3 separate regions of the Mus musculus genome follow, and regions 2 and 3 are each linked to region 1. A link is a loop called in an ENCODE intact Hi-C map of the cell type or tissue named here. Cell type or tissue: gastrocnemius. All regions are shown on one strand. Each heading gives the region's core, and the rest is flanking DNA. Links, peaks and the distances in the headings are about the cores only.

Region 1 (4,032 bases), core at 660-3,159:
GGGCTACACAGAGAAACCCTGTCTCGAAAAAAACAAAAACAAAAACAAAAACAAAAAAAAAGGAAAGTAGACATTCTAGTTCATTTAAATTTCCCCACATCATATGAATCTGACACTTTTGTTTCTACCTCTTACCTCTACCTAGGTAAGAAGGCTATACTAAAGACACTAAAGCCCATGTTCTTCCCAAGATCAAGGGGTGCAGAGTCTGGTTTGAGAACATTGAACTCAGAAAAGAAGGCTAACTCTATTAACTTTGTCTTAGAAAACTATCTAGTGGGCTGGCGAGATGGCTCAGCAGGTAAGAGCACTGACTGCTCTTCCTAAAGGTCCTGAGTTCAAATCCCAGCAACCACATGGTGGCTCACAACCATTGGTAATGAGATCTGACTCCCTCCTCTGGTGCATCTGAAGCCAGCTACAGTGTACTTACATATAATCAATCAATCAATCAATCAATCAATCAATCAATCAATCTTTGGGCCAGAGCGAGCAGAGTTGACCAGAGTGAGCCGGGCAGAGGTCTTAAAAATTCAATTCCCAACAACCACATGAAGGCTCACAAACATCTGTACAGCTACAGTGTACTCACATACATTAAATAAATAAATAAATCTTAAAAAAAAAGAAAAGAAAGAAAACTATCTAGTATGTCTACTGATACTATCAGATCATGGAGGTTATAGGCGTAACCAACTACTCTCTGGTTGGATGTGAGGCTTGCTTCACAGGAAGGAATTCACACTTGTTACTCTAAATTTGCTCAAAAGTCAATAGTTCAGGAGACCATAGGTCCTGGGGCAAAACTACTACTGCCATTTTTCCTTTTTTCCTAAATGGACACATCATCAAACTGTCTTCTAAATATTTATGTTTCTATTCTTAGGTTAGTGCTGCTCTCGGCCTTAGGCAGCAAGGCATCTTTCTGCAGAGGGCAGCAGACAGCGTGAGACACTCAGAGCTCATCAGCCTGCTTAGGATAAGTGACTACTGAGTGATCAGCTCCGAGTGGGACATTTCTGTCAACCCCCACGAGGCTCCTCGAGCATTGAAGAAATGGGGGCAAAAAGCATGTAAGAGCCAGGGGAGGGGACGGGTGCTGTGAGGTGCCGCCTGCTGGACATGCATCCATCAGCAGCTGTCCTGTCACCTCGATGCAGATTTAGTTGTCTGCACAAGAGCAAACCAGCAAGTTCAGCCAGTATTCCAGGGGCATATGGTGGGGTGTTTGGGAGGAATGGGAGTGGAATTGGAGGAGGGTACGATCAAGATACATTGTATACATATATAAAACAGCTAAAGAATAATGAAAGATTTTAAAACGGCATCTAGGTGTTTATGGCACAGTAATTTATAGTCCAGAATTTAATTTTTTTTTTTTTTTTGGAGAGGTACACAGTAGTTTCTTTTACTACTGTTTATTTTTCTTGCATTGAAATGTCAATCTTTTACTCGGACTTTAGTCATCTGTGACACTGTTACCACGCCGGGTGTAACATGTGGCCAGCTGACTCCCATCCAAACTGTAGTTTAATCTGCCTTCATGGAAACATAACGTTGGCACTGTGGGAGAGGCGGGCAGGGCAGTAGTGCCAACAGCTGAAATTCTGTCTCCAGAAGCTAAACGGTTATCCTGTGCGCTGAATGAGCGGACACACGGTCAACACAACAGCTGCTGATGTCACAAGGAGAGGTTTACTGCGCTTATTTTTAGGGTTGCCAAAGTGGAAAAACAGCCCCACTTAACCGGACATTTCTCCCATCGCTCTCTTTCTCTTTTCTAGGTCTCATCTGCCTTTCTGTCTCTCTCCTTCATTAACACATTTGAATTCACCTTTCAAAGTTGTAGTCCTGGAAACCAGGAAGCCAAAGAGTCTCTTAAAGAAAAACAACAACAACAACAACAACAACAACAACAACAACAACAATTTATTTTGAGCAGTCGAACAGCAGAGGAGAACACCCAGACAGCTCGGATTGGCCAGTTTCTATGTATGCGCCGTTGAAATTAAGAAACATTTTCAAAAATTCTATTCGTCACCTTGGACCCACTTATTTAACAGTAAATATAAGCCAACCAGTAGAGGGCAGTGCTGACTTGTTCCTTAAAACCCTCAACAGTAAGGGCAATTTTAGTAGTGAAAAAAAAATTTTTTTTTAATGTAAAGTTGAGCAATCAAATAGATGAGAAGATTTCAAGGGCAATGAGTCACAGCAACACATGGTTGATGCAAACAGGTTGTCACAATTTTCCTGGGACATAAATTAAATACTTGTTTCACAACCTGCCTTTTTCATGTTTGCTTCTTCCGCATGTGGCACTGTGGCCATCAGAAAATCCTTCCGTGCTCTCGGAACCTCACCTTTCTCATTAGAAAATGATGTATTTGGCACAGATGAGAGTTAGCTTCCCTTTGAGGGAACACTAGTCTACGAAAGAGAATGCTAAATAAAATAATTTTGTAGACAGACCTCCTGGAGAAGTTTAAGGGGACCGTACCCCATCCTCACTGATCATTCTCATTGCCGAGTTAGCTACTCCAAATCCTTGGCAGCGCTTTCTAGAAAACACCTGGGGCCAGAGTGTGAGTCATGCAAGGAAATACACCGACCCTGGCCTTCCCTTCCCTTTATCAACTAAGAAGTTACTACCCCTAGTAGCAGCGTAAGGTATTCTTGATATATACCACTGCTTCGGATGCCTTGCGCCGTTTGCTTTCTAGTGTGTTAACATCGCTTGGGCTCCTGGCTCTAGCTTCTTCCCCACGCCAGGAGCATCATGGCTTTTGCTGTCACACAGAACTGTTTCTGTAAGGACCCAGGCAGTCAAGGTAGCCGGCGCTTTGCACGTGTGGATTTCACAACTGTGGAGTCCATCAGCTGTGGATGGAAAATATTCCTTTTAAAAATCGTGTTCATATTGGGCATGCCTTTTGGTTCCCACTACCCATCATGGCGTTAGTCCCTAAACAATGCAGCATCACACCTATTTACATAGCATTGACATTGTATGCGTTGCATGTATGAGACTCTGGGTTGGATCTTCAGCCATACACTGGACACTGTGGTACACAGTTGTAATTTACAATTTGGGAAGTGGAGGTAAGAAGACCATAAATTCAAAGCCAGCCTGGATTACAGATGTATTTTTGAGGTCAGCCCAGGACATATCTCAACACCGAAAGACAAAAGTAAAAAAGAACCTTGAAGAACTGAGAGAGAAGCCATTCATCATGTGCAAAGGACCTTTAATAAATTAATTAGCAGAGTCCTCCTTAGTCAGTGGGACCAGGAAGGTAGAGGCTTACTTTGGAAAGAGGCTCATTTTCTTTTTTTTTTCTTTTTTTTTTTTTAAAGATTCATTTATTTATTATATGTAAGTACACTGTAGCTGTCTTCAGACAATCCAGAAGAGGGAGTCAGATCTTGTTACAGATGGTTGTGAGCCACCATGTGGTTGCTGGGATTTGAACTCCGAACCTTTGGAAGAGCAGTCGGGTGCTCTTACCCACTGAGCCATCTCACCAGCCCGAGGCTCATTTTCTATGCTTTCAATCACCCACAGTCAACTAAGATTGAAAATATTAAACAGATGTTGGACAGTGGTGGCACACATCTTTAATCCCAGCACTTGGGAGGCAGAGGCAGGTAGATCTCTGTGAGTTCGTGGTCAGCCTGGTCTTCAGAGTGAGCTCCAATACAGCAGAGATACACAACAAACCCTGCCTCAAAAAAAAAAAATAAATAAAAAAGAAAGAAAGAAAGAAAAAAAGGAAGGAAGGAAGGAAGGAGGATAGAAAATTTTAAAGGAAAGCATCACAAATAAGCAATTCATAGATTGATTTTTATTTTATTTTTTAACCTTTTTGGGTGGTGGGAATAAAATCTAGGGCTTTGTGCAAGCTAAGTAATTTCTCTATGGCTGAGCCACATCCACAATCTGGCACCACTGCATACATTTCAAATTGCATGTCACTGTGAATAGTATGATAAAATTCATGCTGTCCAGCTCCACCTAGCCTGGAGTATAGA
Region 2 (4,032 bases), core at 479-2,978, 230 kb after region 1:
TGTCCTTTTCACGCCTAAGACTCTGTCTGTCGGCCACCATGCCACCATGCTTCCTGGGAACCAGGAACAGAAGTTTGTGGTAAACAGTGGTGCAGGGACGGGGAGGCACGCTGGATTCTGGGTGAGAGCGCGAGCTACCTTGCTTGTGTCGCTGTCTTTGAATCCCCTTTCAAGTATCTGTAGCAGATGCTTCTTCTTTACAGTCACTTCGGGATCAAAGACGTAGAAAAGGCACTCCAGCATCTTCCGGTAACTCCTCAGGAAGAAGAGCGGCAGAAAGAGGGTGAGAGGTAATGCCACAAAAGCTTAACCATCAATACGTTAACTGTGCACCCTGGTGAGAGTCTCCTGTTTCCAGTGTCATTAGGACCTCCAGGGCCCCCACCCCACGCTCAGAAAGAGGCTCACCCTAGACAAATCATGAAGTCATCTCGGCCATGGGAGACGCAGGACCAGGAAACATTTACTAGCAGGGTGCATCTTTCATATGGCGAACTTTGAAAACAGGAATGTTCATACTCTCTCTCCCCACTCAGAACGAAACAAAGGCAGCCTTTGCCGTTACTTGTAACAGAACTGACTCTTACTCCGGATCTTGTGTGTCTTCAAGATCCAAACACTTTTGGAATTTCTCTTCAAACTTCAGCCTCAGAATACGGTTGTTGACTTTAATGACCCGCTTCACCTTCACCCCCGTGATGCCGTACGCTCTGAAGTCCCAGGTGCAGAAACGCGACAGGATTAGTTCACAGCAGGAGTTAAACCTACGTGGGGAGACAGGACACACACACAAAAAGCAGAACAGTGGATTGCCTTCAACACGCTGAAGGGTATGAAATAGACCTTGAAGATCCTAGTTTGTGATATTTTTGGCTAAACATACTTCATCAGATCACAGTAGCTGTGTTTTTGTTCCACTGGGCATATTTGATCAACAGAAGATGCTAAAATTTGAAACACAGTAAAATGTTCTTTTTATTATCTATTATCTACCTCTTCTACCTAAAAACGATGTTGACTGAATAGTCCTTCCTTCTTAAGAATATTTGATTAGCTTCAGTGTGACCACATATTCCTGGCCACTTTCCTTCAGGCTATGACTTCAACTTTTCTTTTCTTTCTGTCCAGCCCCCCCTCCGGTTCCTTGAAATAATTTCTTTTTAAATTTTCATTTATTTTACTTTTTTTTATGGTGTTAAGGATTGAACCAAGAACCTTCTGCAATCAGAGAAGTCCTTTGTCACTGAACTATTCCCCAGTCTCCAATAGACTTGGAAAGCTTGCTTTTCACCAGGAACCAGAATTATAGCTCTCTTATTTCCACTGTCCCTAGGTGATTTTATCTATCATGTACATATGTATGTATGTATGTTTGTATCCATGCATGATATATGTATGTACGCATGCATGTATGTATATATATATAGTATATATATATATATGCATGTATGTATTCATACACAAATAATCATTTCTACCCAAATGTAGCTGTAGTACCCAGTTTGAATATCCACTGGTTTCTAAAACACTCGAGTAAATATGCAAAGGGACTTTCAAAGCTAAGTACTCAGCACCTGGCCCCAACCAGTAGTTAAAAATGGCAGGAGTGGCTGTCTCCACTCCTCTTCACCCGCTAGCACGCCTGTACCACATCTCAAATGCATGCTGAATCATACCCTGGCTCATCATCAGCACTGGCCCTGTCCTCTTTGGGAATATCATTGTCTCTGACTCTATCCCAAGAACTACCTAAGTTAGGGCACATAGTGAGAAGGGTGGTGTCCACCCTCTCTCTCCTAAGGCTTATATTCCAAAGGGGGTAGATATTCAATAATATGTAAAGCCATAAATATGACAAATGCTAAAGAATAAAGACTTAGCAGAGAAGCCTTGGGTAAGGAGTGCAGAGGGCACCTTCTTGAAGCCTCAGAGATCTTCCAGGGAGAAAAGTGATCTGAGAACCAGAGGAGGATGTGGCAGCTTTGAGAAACTCTAGATCACGGGTCCTTTCGATGACTGGTCTGCTCTCTGCTGCCCTCATCTGGCTGTTCTAATAAAATTACAGTCTTGTCTTAAAATTGCACAGAATGGAGATTAAGACCGAAAGAGAGACCATTTAACAAGGAAGCAAATGATTCTTTATGAGATTCATTTACCCTGTGACCATTTATGTAACATAGGTGTGAGGGCTTCTGTGACGGGTGATTTCTGAGCCCACTATCTGAACTCCTAGCTTAGAGCACCTGACTTACCACCAAAGGCTTTATCAGTGCAGGAGGTGACAGATAGCCCAAATGACCTCTATGTCATATGTATGACCCAGATCTTGGCAGCTCCTTCCGTAGGCCCTTAGTCTAATACATGCAGTCTCTCTTCAGAACCCACTTTCTTGCAAGAAATGACATGCACATTGGAGTAGGTTGATGTAATTGTGCCTCCTTGTGGATCTGAGCTTGTATTACACAAGGAAACAGTAACAAACGGTTCTGTTTAAAGATGCTGACAGTAAACCACCTGGTGTCAGACTCAGGAGTTAGAACAGGTCTGGCTAACAAAGTTGGAATGAACCGAGTTTCATTCTCATCTTGTCCAGATCGTTTCCCACTGGCTGTGATACAGGGAACCCGGCAGCCTGAAGTCTGGCTTTGTGCCCCTTCTCCCACCACCCAATGGCCTTGTTCCCACTGACGGCTTAGCTCCCACACGGCTTCCCCTTTGACTACAGGCCAGCAGGATGGCCAGGAGGCCTCCACGGTGGCAACCTGCTGTGGCCAGTTGTGCAGTTGGTTTCTGCTCTGTTCTGGCTTTCAGCCAGTGTTCAGAATCCAGGACTATCTGCCCAGCAACTGTATAAACATCGCGAGGACAGCAGTGGGACATAAACTTTTTTCTTAAAATATTTACAAACTCCCCATATACTTTTTCTGCTGACTGGCTAAGAAAAAGAATGGGTGTTGAGTGACCCCGTTGAGGTGTCCAGGGCTTGTCTCATGTCGATAAGGCAATGAGACAAAGGTACAGGTAGAAGATGTATGACAGCAAATTTTCAACAGATGGATATTTTGCTAAAAACTATTTTGAAAATGAGACACTTTGCAAGTTGATCACCTGGCTCAGGATCAAATATACAACTACTTTTGGAGCCCTACTCAAAGCTCAGGTTTACCAGTCATCAGCCTGAGTGCCTTCTTCAAAATGGATATTGCCCACAGTCTCCAGCTCAGTTAGCAGAAACGGGGTCAGTAAGCCGTGAGTCTTCTTCTTCTGTTTTACTTCAGTCCGATAAATCGCTTCAATCCTACCAGAGACAAAACACACATGCAGGGGTTCATCGGATGTGAGACTCACAGCATTGGCACACAGCTGTTCGTTCATGTGCCGTAGAACATGCACGTAGCATGGATTTGAGAATCAGTTACCTCTTGCTTTCAGTGGCGGAGTAACGTGAGTGTTAGCAGTTAGATCCAGAACAAGATATTCTGTTTCTAGCAGTGAAAAGCTCTGATTTTGTTACCCTCATGCAGAGTATGAAAAGCTGAGACTTTTCCGGATCTAAGAGCACGGATGCCAAATCCTAGACAGGTCGTTTTGTCTTCTTACACCCACGTATTCTCAGCACCACACCAGTACTACTAGTACTTCCATCTAAAGAGCTAGCGAGTGGGAGGGTCATCTGGCATGGACATTACAATCCTGTTAAGATCATTACAAAGACCCTAGTAACCCATTTACCCAGTGTCCCCAACAAGCAAGGACTGTAGTGTGCTTGCTGGTCTGGTCTGCGTGCTGCATTTCTGAACTAAGGAGCACTCAATTGCTTTTAGTTTGCAGCCAGAGGCTGAGATGTGACGCCATGCTGATCAGAGGAAGCCCACTGTGCTTAACTGAAAATGGCTTCAGCCGGAGCCCAGCTTTGAGTGGGTGGGGGCCCTAGGAACCGGGTGTGCCAACATGGTTCATGTTCTGCTTTCTCCCATTTATCAAAGGAACTGAGCTCAACTCTCGGCCTCCAACATGCTGATTTTATTTGAT
Region 3 (4,032 bases), core at 479-2,978, 160 kb after region 1:
AATTAATTAACTAGCTAATTAATTAATTCTCCCAATTCAATGATGAAAATACAACCTGGTTTTAAAAAGATAAACTAAGGATAAGAATTGACAGTTTCTGGGTGATAGACCATGCTGGAAATGAAGCTTGCCATGAGGAAATGCAAGCCAAACCTACCATGAGATAGTGTGAATTTCTCTGATTGGCTAAAATAAAAATGAAAGCCTAGAACAAGTGTTGATGAGGTTAATGTAAAACCTTCAAATACATCTAGTGGGGATGTACAGTGAGTGGTGCTATGCTTTGGGAAAAAAAAAAATCTGTCAGTTTCTCAAAGAGCCAAACAAGGGAATTAGCCTCTGACATACCTATTCCATTACCAGGTATTATATCCATGAAAACATGCCTACATAAAAATTTATACAAAATGTCCACGGCATTATTAGTACTGGCAAACTCTTTTTGCCAATGGCTAATGGCTAAATAATACAGGGCATATCTGCCTAATATACTAATAAACAATAATGAATAATACAAGCTGCAACATAAAATTCGCTAGATGCACGCACACAGATCACATGTTTTAAGGTTGTGTTTATATCGAGTATCTGAAATAATTTTGTTGAGACTAAAGATTAGTGATTGCCTACAACTAATAGCAGGAATATTGGGGAGGAGAGAGAAAAAGCAGCTAAATAGAAAAGATTTCTTTTGGAGGTAATCAAATTGCTCCGAAACCAACTTGTAGAGATGATTGTGCAAACCTGTTGAGATGCTCAAAACCAGTAAGCTGTATACTTCCAGAAAATGAATTGTATGTACCTCAGGAAAGCTCTCACAGAGGAGGATGCAAAGGTCCCCTGCCCGGGATTTTCCACAGCAGTTAATAACCAATAGGCATTTCCTAAAGGTAGGAAAGGCATAACCTGTAGCTAGCCTGGGATCCAGGCAGTTAAATCACTAAAATGGCAATATCTGTACTGGATGCTGTGAGAAATTATGGGTGATTGGGTGTGAATGGAAGCAGATATAAAATAATATGAATGCTCTCTCTCTAAACTCAGGGATTTAATGAAAAAAAAATAGAACCATAGTGGAAAAAATGAATAAGGGGAACATGAGAATAAGAGAGCATACAATTCAGAGGTCTAATAAATAACGAATGGGATTCATTTTTAAAAATTCTGGTCTTTGACACGCAAAGGATTATATAGAGACAGAGAAACCTGAGAAACGCGCTATACATATCCAGGAGGCCAAGAATGAACAAATTTTGGTCAGGAGGGCTTGAGACAGAGATAAACCAAGAAAGAGTGATCTTACCTAAGGGGCATAGGCCATGAACTTGATTAGAGTAACATGGCCATCCCTCAGCAGGGCCAAAGGGCCATTCTCCATTTCACAGAGGCCTCTCAGAAATAAAACGTAACTCCACGGGCTGCAAAAGTATTCTCAGTCACATTAAAGCCAAACTGGATCACTACCTCGATCAACTCAATTTGCTCAGTACATTAAAAAGAGCAATAATTGCATTTAAAAGCTGTTTCATGGAGAGCGAAAGATGTTTCTTGAGGTATTAAAAGGTGAAGGAACCCAGTAGTACCCAGGGGTGGAAACTAAGGCAGCAACGAAGTCTCAGGTGTGTTGGGGACGGACATACCTGGAGTCACCGCAGGGGAGAGGCGACGCGAGGGCGTCCTGGGACCACATCTCCCCAGCTGAAGTCGGTTGGGAACTCCTGCCCGAGGATGGATGCGGGCCCCGCCAGCAGCTGACCGGAGGCCTCCAGGACCGCTCCCGTTCCCATGGCTAAGATCAACTGCGCTCGTGCCTCCCAGGGGTCAGTGCGCACGCGCGCTCGGAGGCGGGGCTGTGCGTCTCGTCCCGCCCCCTGCCGCCTGGTTCTGCCGGAGGCGGATTCATGTGTGCGGCACAGCAGCGCAGGGTAGGCGGGGTTTCCTCCGCGCAGGGCCGGGCGGGCTAGTGTTGTGGGAGACGCCCAGACTTCTTCCGCACTGGTGCTCTGGTTCTTGAGCGGCCTAAGCACCACCTCTGAACTCTCACCCGGGCCACGCCCAGACGAAGGAACGTGGTTGCCTTGGTGACGAGTCCATCGTTTGGCAACCTCGAGGCTGGAGAGCTGGATGACTTGACTGTCTCTTGGGGAGCCTAGGCTTTCCAAGATTGGCAGACCCGTGACTCAGAAGTGCAATAAAAGTCCAATCCCCCAGGGTTCGGATACCTCCATTAATGACTACAGAACTAAGGCCATTCAAACAGCCTCAGGGATGGGAATGTTTTTAAATGGTAACATGTGCCTGTTATATTTATATTTTTGCTCTTAGTATTATAGTACTTTGGGCACATTATAAACTATATCCATGTAAAATAATGAACCTGTCTGTGGCAGCGAGCCAGGGCCCAGGGACACAGGTTGTAGATAGTCACCCTAGCAACTGGATTTTTTTTTTTTCAAGAGATCTCCATTCAAGTGAAGTTGGGATTCTTGAATTTGCCACAGGAAAAAAATTCCAGGGCGAGCCTGTATGAAGCAGAGTTGGAGTCTACAAGTGATTTTTTTTTTTTTTTTTTTTTTTTTGGTTTTTCGAGACAGGGTTTCTCTGTGTAGCCCTGGCTATCCTGGAACTCACTCTGTAGACCAGGTTGACCTCGAACTCAGAAATCCGCCTGCCTCTGCCTCCCGCGTGCTGGGATTAAAGGCGTGTGCCACCACGCCGGGCTACAAGTGATTTTAATATAAAATAGAGGGACTGATAGATGTGCTCAATGACAGCGTAAGACACATCAAAGTGTGGGGACTTCCACTTTGCATGTTACGTATACAGTGTTGGTGATGTCTGAGGTTATGTAGGAAGCTCTGCTAAGGAAGTTGAGTGATATCAGAAGGTTCCTGAATTTGGATCGGATTACAACTGATAAAGTAAAAACAGTGTTTTGAAAAATATGTTTATAGTCTTGTTTGGAGAGTCCCAAATACTTTCAGGTTTACAAATACTTAAGAAAGGTGTGAGGTCATAAATACTTAGGCCTTAAGCATGGCTCGCAGGTATTTTTCCATTCTTATTTGAAATGATTCTACATGAAAGGAATACTGCCTTTTTATAGGTAACCTTCACAGAATATTATAACTATGCTGACTCTCTTCACTTGCTGGATTACTTTTTTTTTTTTTCTTCTGAGACAGGGTTTCTCTGTATAGCCTTGGCTGTCCTGGAATTCACTTTGTAGACCAGGCTGGCCTTGAACTCAGAAATCAGCTTGCCTCTGCCTTCTGAGTGCTGGGATTAAAGGCATGTGCCACCATGCCCGGCTTTACTGGACTATCTATCTTACCTTCAACTTTCAAAATAGAATTACAACTTTTTGAGCTTCTCAACACATATAAAAGTTTCTAACCTTAAAATATTGTGTGTTGGTTTGGAGAGATGGCCCAGTGGTTATGAGCAATGACTACTCTTCCAAAGGTCCTGCAGCAACCACATGGTGGCTCACAACAACTGTAATGGGATCTGATGCTCTCTTCTGGTGTGTCTGAAGACAGCTACATTGTGCTCATATAATTAAAATAAATAAGTCTTTAAAAGATATTGTGTGCCACTAGGTATATAGTAGCATTATATCTAAAAACATTATGCATATCTTAATTTCAAAACACTTCCTTGGGGGATCAGGGAGGTGGACCAGCAGAATTCTTGACTCTTAGCGAATAGAACTTCAACCAGACTCTGGAGTGAAAGGTTTTTCTTCCTTGCCATGGCCCCTTATTTCCCCTTTCTAACTATCTCAAACTTAAGTGAGAAATGTGTTTTGACAGTTCTACGGATTCGTTGATTTCCTTTTTCCTCCACTTCTGCAGCCCATTTCTTGAGACAAAGCCGTGCTAGAGTTAGGCTATTTAGTAATTCTAGAATGATCTCTAAGTGTCCAGGTGAAGGGGAGAGTTGTGTATTACTCACTTTGAATCGAAGCTAGAATGACTAAGCCTCGTGAGGCAGGCATGCCAAGAGCCAAGACAGGCTGAAAGCCAGGCC

What was found. A loop is a pair of places that touch in the nucleus more often than their neighbours do. Peaks named below come from ENCODE experiments on the same cell type or tissue, not always from the same donor. Only the 100,000 strongest peaks of a DNase experiment are listed, where the experiment ranks them.
Region 2: a loop joins it to region 1, with 5 times the contacts of the local background. A loop is called at or near these places in 20 of 42 quality-filtered maps.
Region 3: a loop joins it to region 1, with 2.1 times the contacts of the local background. A loop is called at or near these places in 2 of 42 quality-filtered maps.

The regions. Positions count from the first base shown.
Region 1 is chr12:72,692,185-72,696,216 of GRCm38, reverse strand. No RefSeq gene overlaps it. Among named protein-coding and RNA genes, the nearest start is that of Dhrs7, 29 kb to the right of the region's middle. In gastrocnemius, for the core only: CTCF peaks have their summits at 1,106 (motif pointing left) and 2,084 (motif pointing right); DNase peaks (open chromatin) are centred at 1,081, 1,578 and 2,047; H3K4me3 peaks cover 1,103 bases; H3K27ac peaks cover 1,387 bases.
Region 2 is chr12:72,460,057-72,464,088 of GRCm38, reverse strand. Lrrc9 (leucine rich repeat containing 9) reads right to left here. Exons shown (of 32, transcript NM_001142728.1): 10 at 3,167-3,298; 11 at 588-764; 12 at 139-253. Among named protein-coding and RNA genes, the nearest start is that of Lrrc9, 20 kb to the right of the region's middle. In gastrocnemius, for the core only: a CTCF peak has its summit at 2,036 (motif pointing left); DNase peaks (open chromatin) are centred at 2,026 and 2,712; H3K4me3 peaks cover 276 bases.
Region 3 is chr12:72,534,148-72,538,179 of GRCm38, reverse strand. It overlaps Pcnx4 (pecanex homolog 4), which reads right to left and starts at 1,823. Exons shown (of 11, transcript NM_026327.3): 1 at 1,641-1,823. In gastrocnemius, for the core only: a CTCF peak has its summit at 1,854; DNase peaks (open chromatin) are centred at 1,878 and 2,372; H3K4me3 peaks cover 1,664 bases; H3K27ac peaks cover 1,281 bases.